Linked DNA regions of Homo sapiens: region 2 is linked to region 1. The links are chromatin contacts, found by Hi-C or POLR2A ChIA-PET in ENCODE. All regions are on one chromosome and are shown on one strand. The core of a region is the stretch at or near the end of the contact, and the rest is flanking DNA. Distances in the headings are between cores, read along the strand shown. Region 1 holds the start of MYO1E (myosin IE). Region 2 holds the start of GTF2A2 (general transcription factor IIA subunit 2).

Region 1 (4,069 bases), core at 742-3,241:
CAGCAATTCTCAAGTACCAGGACTATCACACTGCTTCAAGGGACCAGGTGCCCAGTGAGGTAGCTTCACCCAAACACATGCCCAATGGGAATGGTTCTCTGCTGGGGTGAGGGAAGGGGTCCAAAAGTAACGTAGAGTAGACTGACTTCTTAAACCTTAAAACTAGAAGAGGAAATGTATAGACAAAGTGTTCTCTTAGATGGGGCAAAAGTGACTTAATTTTGGACTATGTAAAAAGAAAAGGCTTTGGCCGAGGATGCCTTGAAAGGTTTCTCGTTGATGTTTGTTTGTAATCATTCTTTGGAATAAACAGCACGGGGCAAGGGGGCTTCTGAGCTTTGTGTGCAGGTTTCGATGGGCCTCTGCTGCACTTCCCTCAGGCTGCTCACCGGGATATCGATTTTTTAATTAGTGTTGTGCTGGTTATCATTTTGACTTGGCTTCTCTTCCACAGCCATTAGAAAACAACAGCAAACCAGAAGAGGACGAGATAATCCACCTAAGCAGGACTACTTGAAAAGAAGCAAGTGTGGAAACTATGAAGCCTTGTAATAGATTTTTTTTTTTTTGATGAACTGCCGATCTCTTCAAAATAGAGTCCTTGCTTTCGTGCCCCGCAAAGAAAAGTACACCACGCCAAAGCCCAAGGGAGGTGGCTAAGGTTATACAGGGAGGGAGGGGAGTGTAGCTGGACTGGGGAGTTGGAATAGCAGAAAAGTCACAAGTCAAAGAGGCGGCCCCTTCCACACATTCCCAAAGTGCCAAAGGGAAAACAGCAACAAACTCGAAACTCGCGAGGGCGTCTTCCCGTGCGAAGCGTCCCCTGGATCCCCGAAAAGCCCCGATCCCCTCGCGCTTGGGAAGGGGTGGGGTCCTCTTCAGGAGGTGTTTACTTGGCGTCCGGGGCGCGGAGACCCTCGGGGCCGGCGCCCGGCACAGGTCCGGGGCGGCGTGGTTGCCGCCCGCGCCCGAGTCTCCCTGGCTCTTGACAGCCCGCCGGCCGCCAGGTGCTCGCCCTACCTGGCGCCCCCGCCTGCCTTTGTGCGGCCCGCGCCGCCCCTCGCCAAGGCGGGCCAGGGACCGCCCCCGCCCGCGTGCCGCTGCCAGGCGGGACAGCTGCGGGCGCTGCCGGGCAGCGGAGCGGCGGCGGGGAGGAGAGGGAGTCGGCGCGAGGGTGCCCGGGGCGGGGCGGGCACGGCCGCGGGGAGGGCAGGGGACGCCGCCAGCGGCTGCGGCGCGAGTCTCCGAGCACCTCCCCTGCCGGCTGCGCCCCCCACGTCCCAGCAGGAGGAGGGGACCCCCTCCCGCGCCGTGCCCCTCGCAGCCGATGCGCCCACACCCTGGCTTCCGACAGCTGGCAGCCATAGCAACCCGGCCACAGAAAGTTTCGCGACGCAGAAACCGACTTGGAATAAAGTTTTCCTTGGCCCCTCGCTCGCTCTCCCCCGGCCCGGGTTTACGGAAAGCGGCAGGAAATCAGAGCTCGCGACGTGCCGGCTCCCGCGTCCACCTTCTCCACCCCTGGCCCCGGCAGCGCGCCCAAGGTGGGTGCACCACGCCGGGGTTTCCTGCCCCGTCCCCGGGTCCGGCGTCCTAGGACGCGGCGCGGCCAACTCACCATGGTGACTCGCGCCGCGGTCGCGTCTTCGCCGGGTCCCGCTGCCGGGGAACTGGGGCTGGAACGCAGTCTTCTGGGCGAACTTCAAAAGTTGGTTCCCCTCGCCAAAAACAGGCTCCCGACACCCAAGCACTCACAGGAGCCAATGGGAACCCAGAGGGGACTCCATCCAGGCGGGATTGGCGGTGCTAGGTGAGGGCGAGACGGCGGCGACTTAGCAGGCGGGGCGCATGCTGCGGAGGGCAAGAGTCCACTCGTACTCGCCGGTCGCCGCCGGCCCAGGTGAGTCCGATGCGCTCGGAGCGTCCGCCTCGCTCCCCTGCCTCACTCCTCTTTCTTCGGCCACTTAATCCGTACTCCTCTGGCTGAGTCTCGGCTCGGGCCGGGCAATCTGTCCATAAATGGAGAACTCAGCTCAGGCCTGACCAATCAGGGTTTGTTTTCGTAGCGTCACTCCTCAGGGAAACCGTAGTAGCCAACAAGCTTGGAGCTGCTGGAGTTTCCAAAGATCTCTGGATCCTGTAGTCCTCCTCCCGCGCCAGCCACCGAAGAACGCTGCGGACCCAGCTCGCTCCTGGTAGCAAGACCCGAACTGTAAGGAACAAAACCCTCGTGAAAGAGGAGCAAACCTTTCACTTCGCTGCGTTTTAAGACGAAAGTTAGGGTGGGTTTCGCTTCCAAGTTGAAGGGGCATGATTTTCCCAGAACTTTTTTTTAAGAAGGAAATATTTTATCAGCATAAAACATCAGAGTCGTGGCAGCAGCCCAAAGGAAATCCTTTTTCTTTCCTACGTCTGGATTGTGAGCAAAGTCAAAAATATCATTTCCCCACCCCTCCTTTTACCTGAATTTCCTTGGAAAACAAAGGAAGACTTCCGGCTGCTTTTTCTTTTCTTTTTTCTGTTTTTCTTTTCTTTCTCTTTCCTTTCTTTCTTGTTTCTTTTTTGCACGTTTTGATGGCAGAAAAGTTGTTGCACGTGCAGTGGGCAGAGGGAAGGAGAGAGGAGAGATAGGTGGGAAGAAACCCCATCCAACCTCAGCCAACACATCTGCTGAAAACAATCAGAACTGTAAAAATGCATTATTCCAGACTGTCGAATATCCAAGGAGAAGATTGGGGTGGGGCGGGGTGGGGGGAAGCAGAATCTTAAAATCAAGGTAGGGAGTTTGATTTTATTGTTCTGGAGGCTGAGGAAGTAAATTTGGTGAGTCTTAACAGGCTGCCTTCCTGGAATCTGTAGAAGATAAAATTGGTAAACTTCAGGGCATAGAGAAACTATGAAGCATAATGATATTATGATACTTTCTGAAATTTGGTTGAGGCAGGGCGCTGTGGCTCACGCCTACAATCCCAGCACTTTGGGAGGCTGAGGTTGGTGGATCACGTGAGGTCAGGAGTTTGAGACCAGCCTGGCCACCAACACGGTGAAACCCCTTCTCTACTAAAAATACAAAAATTAGCCCGGCATGGTTATACATGCCTGTAATCTCAGCTACTCGGGAGGCTGAGGCACGAGAATCGTTTAAACAGGGGAGGCGGAGGTCGCAGGGAGCCGGGATCGTTCCACTCTACTCCAGCCTGGGCGACAGAGCAAGATTCTGTCAAAAAAAAAAAGAAGGAAAGAAAGAAAGAGAGAGAGAGAGAAGAAAGGAAGAAAGGAAAAAGAAATTTGGTTGTAGCTCTTCACTTGACTATCTGAGCATAGAGTTAGAAAGGGTATTAAACTTTATCTTGTCTAAAAGGGTAAACAAAATGTTACAACATGGATGAATCTCGAAAATATCGTGTTAAGCCAGGAGCAAAAGACCACATATTATATAATTCCATTTAAATGAAAGTTGAGGATAGGGAAATCTATAGAGATAAAAAGTAGGTTAGTGGTTTGCTAGGGGCTGGGGGAGAGGGGAGATGGAAGTAATTGCTAACAGGTATGCATTTTCCTATTGAAGTGATGAAAATATTCTGGAATTAGTGGTGATGATTGTACAAGTTTATGAATATACTAAAAACCACTGTGTTATGCTTTTTAAATGGGTGAGTCTTATGGTACGTTCATTATATCTCACTTTTAAAAGTTGAAAGAAAATCATATTGTCCAAATTCTTGTAGTAATCATTTACATAGTTTGGCAACAATATAATCGAATGTGTGTTATAAGACAGCACAGCTAAACACTGGAGCTACAACTGGTCCCTGCCCTCACTGAGCTTACAATTTTAGGATGGGGAAAACAAACGATAAATTTTTAGAAAGAATAAATACAGGAAAGAAGCAAGCATAATGAAATGCGACAGTAGTTTTGTGCAAGGAACTGCCATATTTGGAGCTATAGTTTAGGGCAGGAAATTCATCTGACATAGTTATGTAGTATGAATTGGAAAGAAAACAGCATGCCATCTGTACTAGGCATTGCCTAGGTACACACAGACATGATAAAGTCTCAGATAAGT
Region 2 (4,069 bases), core at 917-3,416, 280 kb after region 1:
AAGCTAATTTTTGCCTCTAGCACTCTAAGGAAACAGGTTGGTGAAGGTCATCAATGGCAATGCTAAAGCTAATTCTCTAGCCTCACTCAGAATATTGGACACAGCTGATTACTCCCTCCTCTTTCGTACAGGATCTTACCTTGGCTTCTGGGACACTGCCCTTTTCGGATTGTCCTAACTCACAAGTTCATCCTTCTTAATACTGTTTGCTGGTTGATCCCGTTTTCGCTAAACTCTTAATATCACAGGACACAGTCCTTAGGCCTCTGCTGCTTTCCGTCTACACCCATTCCTTACGGATAACATTTATTCTCATGGTTTAAGTACCACTGCTGATGATCCCCAAATTCATATAGCATAGAACTTCTCACTCCTGAATCTAGCTGCCTACTCAACATCTCTATTTGTTATCTTTTGCATCGTGGCTTAAAGAACTCCATACTTCTACGAGCTTGGGCAAAACCTTTGATTTCATCCTCCACTCCCTCTATCTCACTCTCCATATCCAATTCCTAGCAAATACTGTAAGGCCTACCTTCAAAATGCATTCAGAATCCAACCACTTCTCACCATCCCTACGGTTATCACCCTGACCTGGGCCACTCTCGTCATCTGGATTACTGCAAAAATCTCCTAAATGATTTCCCTGCTTCTACACTCACCCCTACACTCTAATCACAACTCACAGCCAGGGTGATCTTCTAAAACTTCAGTTACAACATACCTCTCCTCTATTCAAAATCTCCCATGGCTTCTATCAGCCTTTACAATGATCCGGCTACCATGATCTCTTTGACTTTATCTTCTTGTCCCTCCACCCCCAAAACTCTTGCTCATCCCTCTCCAGATACACTGGCTTCCTTGCTATTCCTCAAACATGACAGGCCTAAAAGCATTTGTATTGGCTTTCCTATCTGCCTGAATGCTCTTCCTGATATTTACTTAGCAAATTTTCTTAATTCCTTCAAGTCTTTGCTCAAATAACACCTACTAAATGAGGCTCAAACTGACCACCGTCATCTTTAAAATACCAGTTCCCACCTCCACTCTGGAACTTTCCCGTACTCCTTTATATTTCTCTTTTTTTTTTTGATGGCACCATCACTTTCTAACACCATTATATATTTTATTTTCTGCATCCTCTAATAGAATGTAAGCTCCATGAGGGCAAAGCTTTTTATTTTGTTCACTTAAGTAAAATAGGCGTCTAGAACAGTACCTGGCACACAATAGGAGCCAAAAAAAAATCTGTTCAGTAAACGAAGGCAAATATCAGTAAGTATAATATGCGTGTGGGAGGGGAGAGGGGGTTAAAAAGGGCAAGAAGTCCCAATAGGTAGATAAAAACTCCACAGAGTAGGAATACAGAATCGTGCATCGTGTCCCATTTGACAAATTTTTGAGTTTATCTAGAAAATAGCCCTGCGTTAAACGTTTGTTAAAAGTGCTGATTTCAATGTTCTTACATTCTTTAAAAATTCCTTGTTAAGTGTTCTAATCTTTTAGATGTGGTATCAGCCACAGAAATTTATTGTTCCCTTCTTGTTTTGCAGTTCAGAAAATTAGAAGTCAAATTCGGAAGTAACTCGTCCTAGCATTTTTTGATTAAACCACCAAGTTTAAAATTCGTTCCTTTTGTCGGAGTTCGCACGAAGAAAGTTGGAAGGCAGACTTCAAACAACAAGCTACAAAGCACAGGAATGAGACATTTAAAAAATGCTCTCCGAAATTCGGCAAAACTCACAGGGCGCTAGTGGATGCTTTAAGACATTCACCTGGCTGAAAATACGGTGGTGGGCTGAAGACCTCCCCTAGGTGGGTTCTGTGGGCGCCCCGTGAACGACGAGCCTCCCGCCACGGGACGCGACCATCACCGCCGCCTCGCCGCCCTTCTCCGGTGCCGGCCGCGGGGCCTTGCCGGCAACGGTCGGTAACGGGCAGATCCCAGGAGCGAAGGGCCCTCAGAGACTACCCCACCAACGCACTCCGACTCCGGGGGGGCGGCAGGGAGCGCGGCCCTGCTTCCCTCCCTAACCCTGCCCTCCCTAACCCACTACCTGTGGGGAAGGCGCTTCCCTCCGCGGAGCGGACAGAAGCCGCCACGAGCCCGGCAGGAGGTTCCTACTTCTCCGACCACCTCTCCAGCCGCCGCAGAAACCGCAGAACTGAGCTGACGACCCGGAAGTGCTCGCGGAACCTGGAAGTGACACCCCGCCCGAGGGACGGGAGGCCCCGCCCAGCCCTGCTCTCGCCCGCCACTCAAGCCTTGTCAGGGAAGGGCGTGGAGAGGGAAGGAGGGGCGTCGGGCTGGAGCTTGAAGCCTTAAAGTGGTGGACAGGCGCTCTGCTCGAGTAATTCACCAGGTTTACTAAATCGTTCCTAAGGGAATTATAATTTTTAGAGACTAATCTTCTCCATTGTTAGATGCACAATTTAAGAAATGTAGGGCATTCATATTTCATGCCGGAAGTGTGTTCAGGGTAACAGTGTTGAAGACCTTGCAGACGAATTCTGAAAAGATTATAGCAGGGGCCGGGCGCGGTGGCGCACGCCTTAATCCCAGCACTTTGGGAGGCTGAGGCGGGTCGATCACCGGAGGTCAGGAGTTCGCGACCAGCATAATATGGTGAAATCCTGTCTCTACTAAATACAAAAAATTAGGCAGGCGTGGTGGCGCATGCCTGTAATTCGAGCTACTTGGGAGGCTGAGACAGGAGAATGGCTTGTACCTGGGAGGCGGAGGTTGCAGTCAGCTGAGATCGCGCCATTGCACTCCAGCCTGGGAAACAAGAGCGAAACTCCGTCTCAAAAAAAAAAAAAAAAAAAAAAATTATAGCAGGGTAAGCAGGGTATCTTCTTTACCCCTCGAAACAGGGCTGCAGGCAAAGTTTTTAGTTTGTGACCAGTTCATGAAGAACTTTAATTTGGGAGAAGTTATATTTAAAATTTGCATCTAATATGCAAGATAAATACTTCACTATAAATTTCAAGTTTGCAAAATCACAAATTGTTTTAGGTGTCAGGGTGCATGGTACACTAACTGGCTTAAACCCAGCAGTCATGTGTAGAGCAGTTTATCCTACAAAATAGCTGAATAGTGATTAAAGAGTATGTGCAAAACAACAACAACAAAACCACAAAAAACACCAAGTGGTATCAGCTGGAACCTCTGAGCAGGTCTATGAACTAAACAAGTTCTTCTTATTTAAGCCATGTTTTCGGCCAGGGGCGGTGGCTCATGCCTGTAATCCCAGCACTTTGGGAGGCCGAGGTGAGCGAATCACCTGAGGTCAGGAATTCGAGACCAGCCTCAACGTGGAGAAACCCCGTCTCTACTAAAATACAAAAAAAATTTCGCTGGGCGTGTTGGTGCATGCCTGTAATCCCAGCTACTCGGGAGGCGGAGGCAGGAGAATTGCTTGAACCTGGGAGGCGGAGGTTGCGGTGAGCCAAGATGGCGCCATTGCACTCCAGCCTGGGCAACAAGAGCGAAACTGTCTCAAAAAAAAAAAAAAAAAAAAAAAGCCATGTTTTCATTTTAAGCCACTCATGGTTTCATCCTTGGATTCCCCATTAATTAAAAAAAAATCTCAACTATGAAACACAAAGTTTCATTATTGTTTTGATGTTAAAATAAAGCAGGCTGAACTCTCTAATCCCCAAAGAATAGAAGCACTTAGACTATAGAAAGGGAAACAAGTGTAAAGGTCTGAAATTATTTAAGAGGTTTATAGGATAATTCAAAGCAAAAATTTAGTAGCATAATGAAAGAAAAATGTGATAAAAAGACAAAGACGAACGTTCCAATTAATTTATTTAAATTCATTAATGTTGCAAAAAATATGATGTGCAACAAATCAAGACACAAGTTATATTCCTAACAGGTCAAAGAAAATATTACATCTCCTTAGTAAATCATGACCAACTCTGGTATTTCTTACAGGGACCACATTAATATCTTGCACACACAGACATCAGAACTGAATTTCTGACAGTACTCGGCTGGGCAACATCATCTTAAGAGTAGGAAAATATCACAGTACATTAATTTTGTCTAAATGACAGCAAT

The links. A loop is a pair of places that touch in the nucleus more often than their neighbours do. ChIA-PET counts read pairs that join two places held with the same protein, here RNA polymerase II (POLR2A). Pooled maps may share reads with other maps.
Region 2: a loop to region 1 is called in a map of endothelial cell of umbilical vein, with 7 times the contacts of the local background. The contact joins the promoter of GTF2A2 here to the promoter of MYO1E in region 1. A Hi-C loop is called at or near these places in 1 of 168 maps with a recorded cell type or tissue (endothelial cell of umbilical vein) and 10 of 50 pooled maps. POLR2A ChIA-PET finds 5 or more read pairs at or near these places in 2 of 52 experiments (Panc1 and WTC11).

What each region holds. Positions count from the first base shown.
Region 1 is chr15:59,370,880-59,374,948 of GRCh38, forward strand. It overlaps MYO1E (myosin IE), which reads right to left and starts at 1,992. Exons shown (of 28, transcript NM_004998.4): 1 at 1,619-1,992. The coding sequence starts at 1,621. RefSeq lists a silencer at 937-1,256 and enhancers at 1,272-1,775, 1,776-2,280.
Region 2 is chr15:59,655,349-59,659,417 of GRCh38, forward strand. It overlaps GTF2A2 (general transcription factor IIA subunit 2), which reads right to left and starts at 2,167. Exons shown (of 5, transcript NM_004492.3): 1 at 2,058-2,167. BNIP2 (BCL2 interacting protein 2) reads right to left here. Exons shown (of 10, transcript NM_004330.4): 10 at 3,798-4,069. RefSeq lists an enhancer at 1,974-2,203.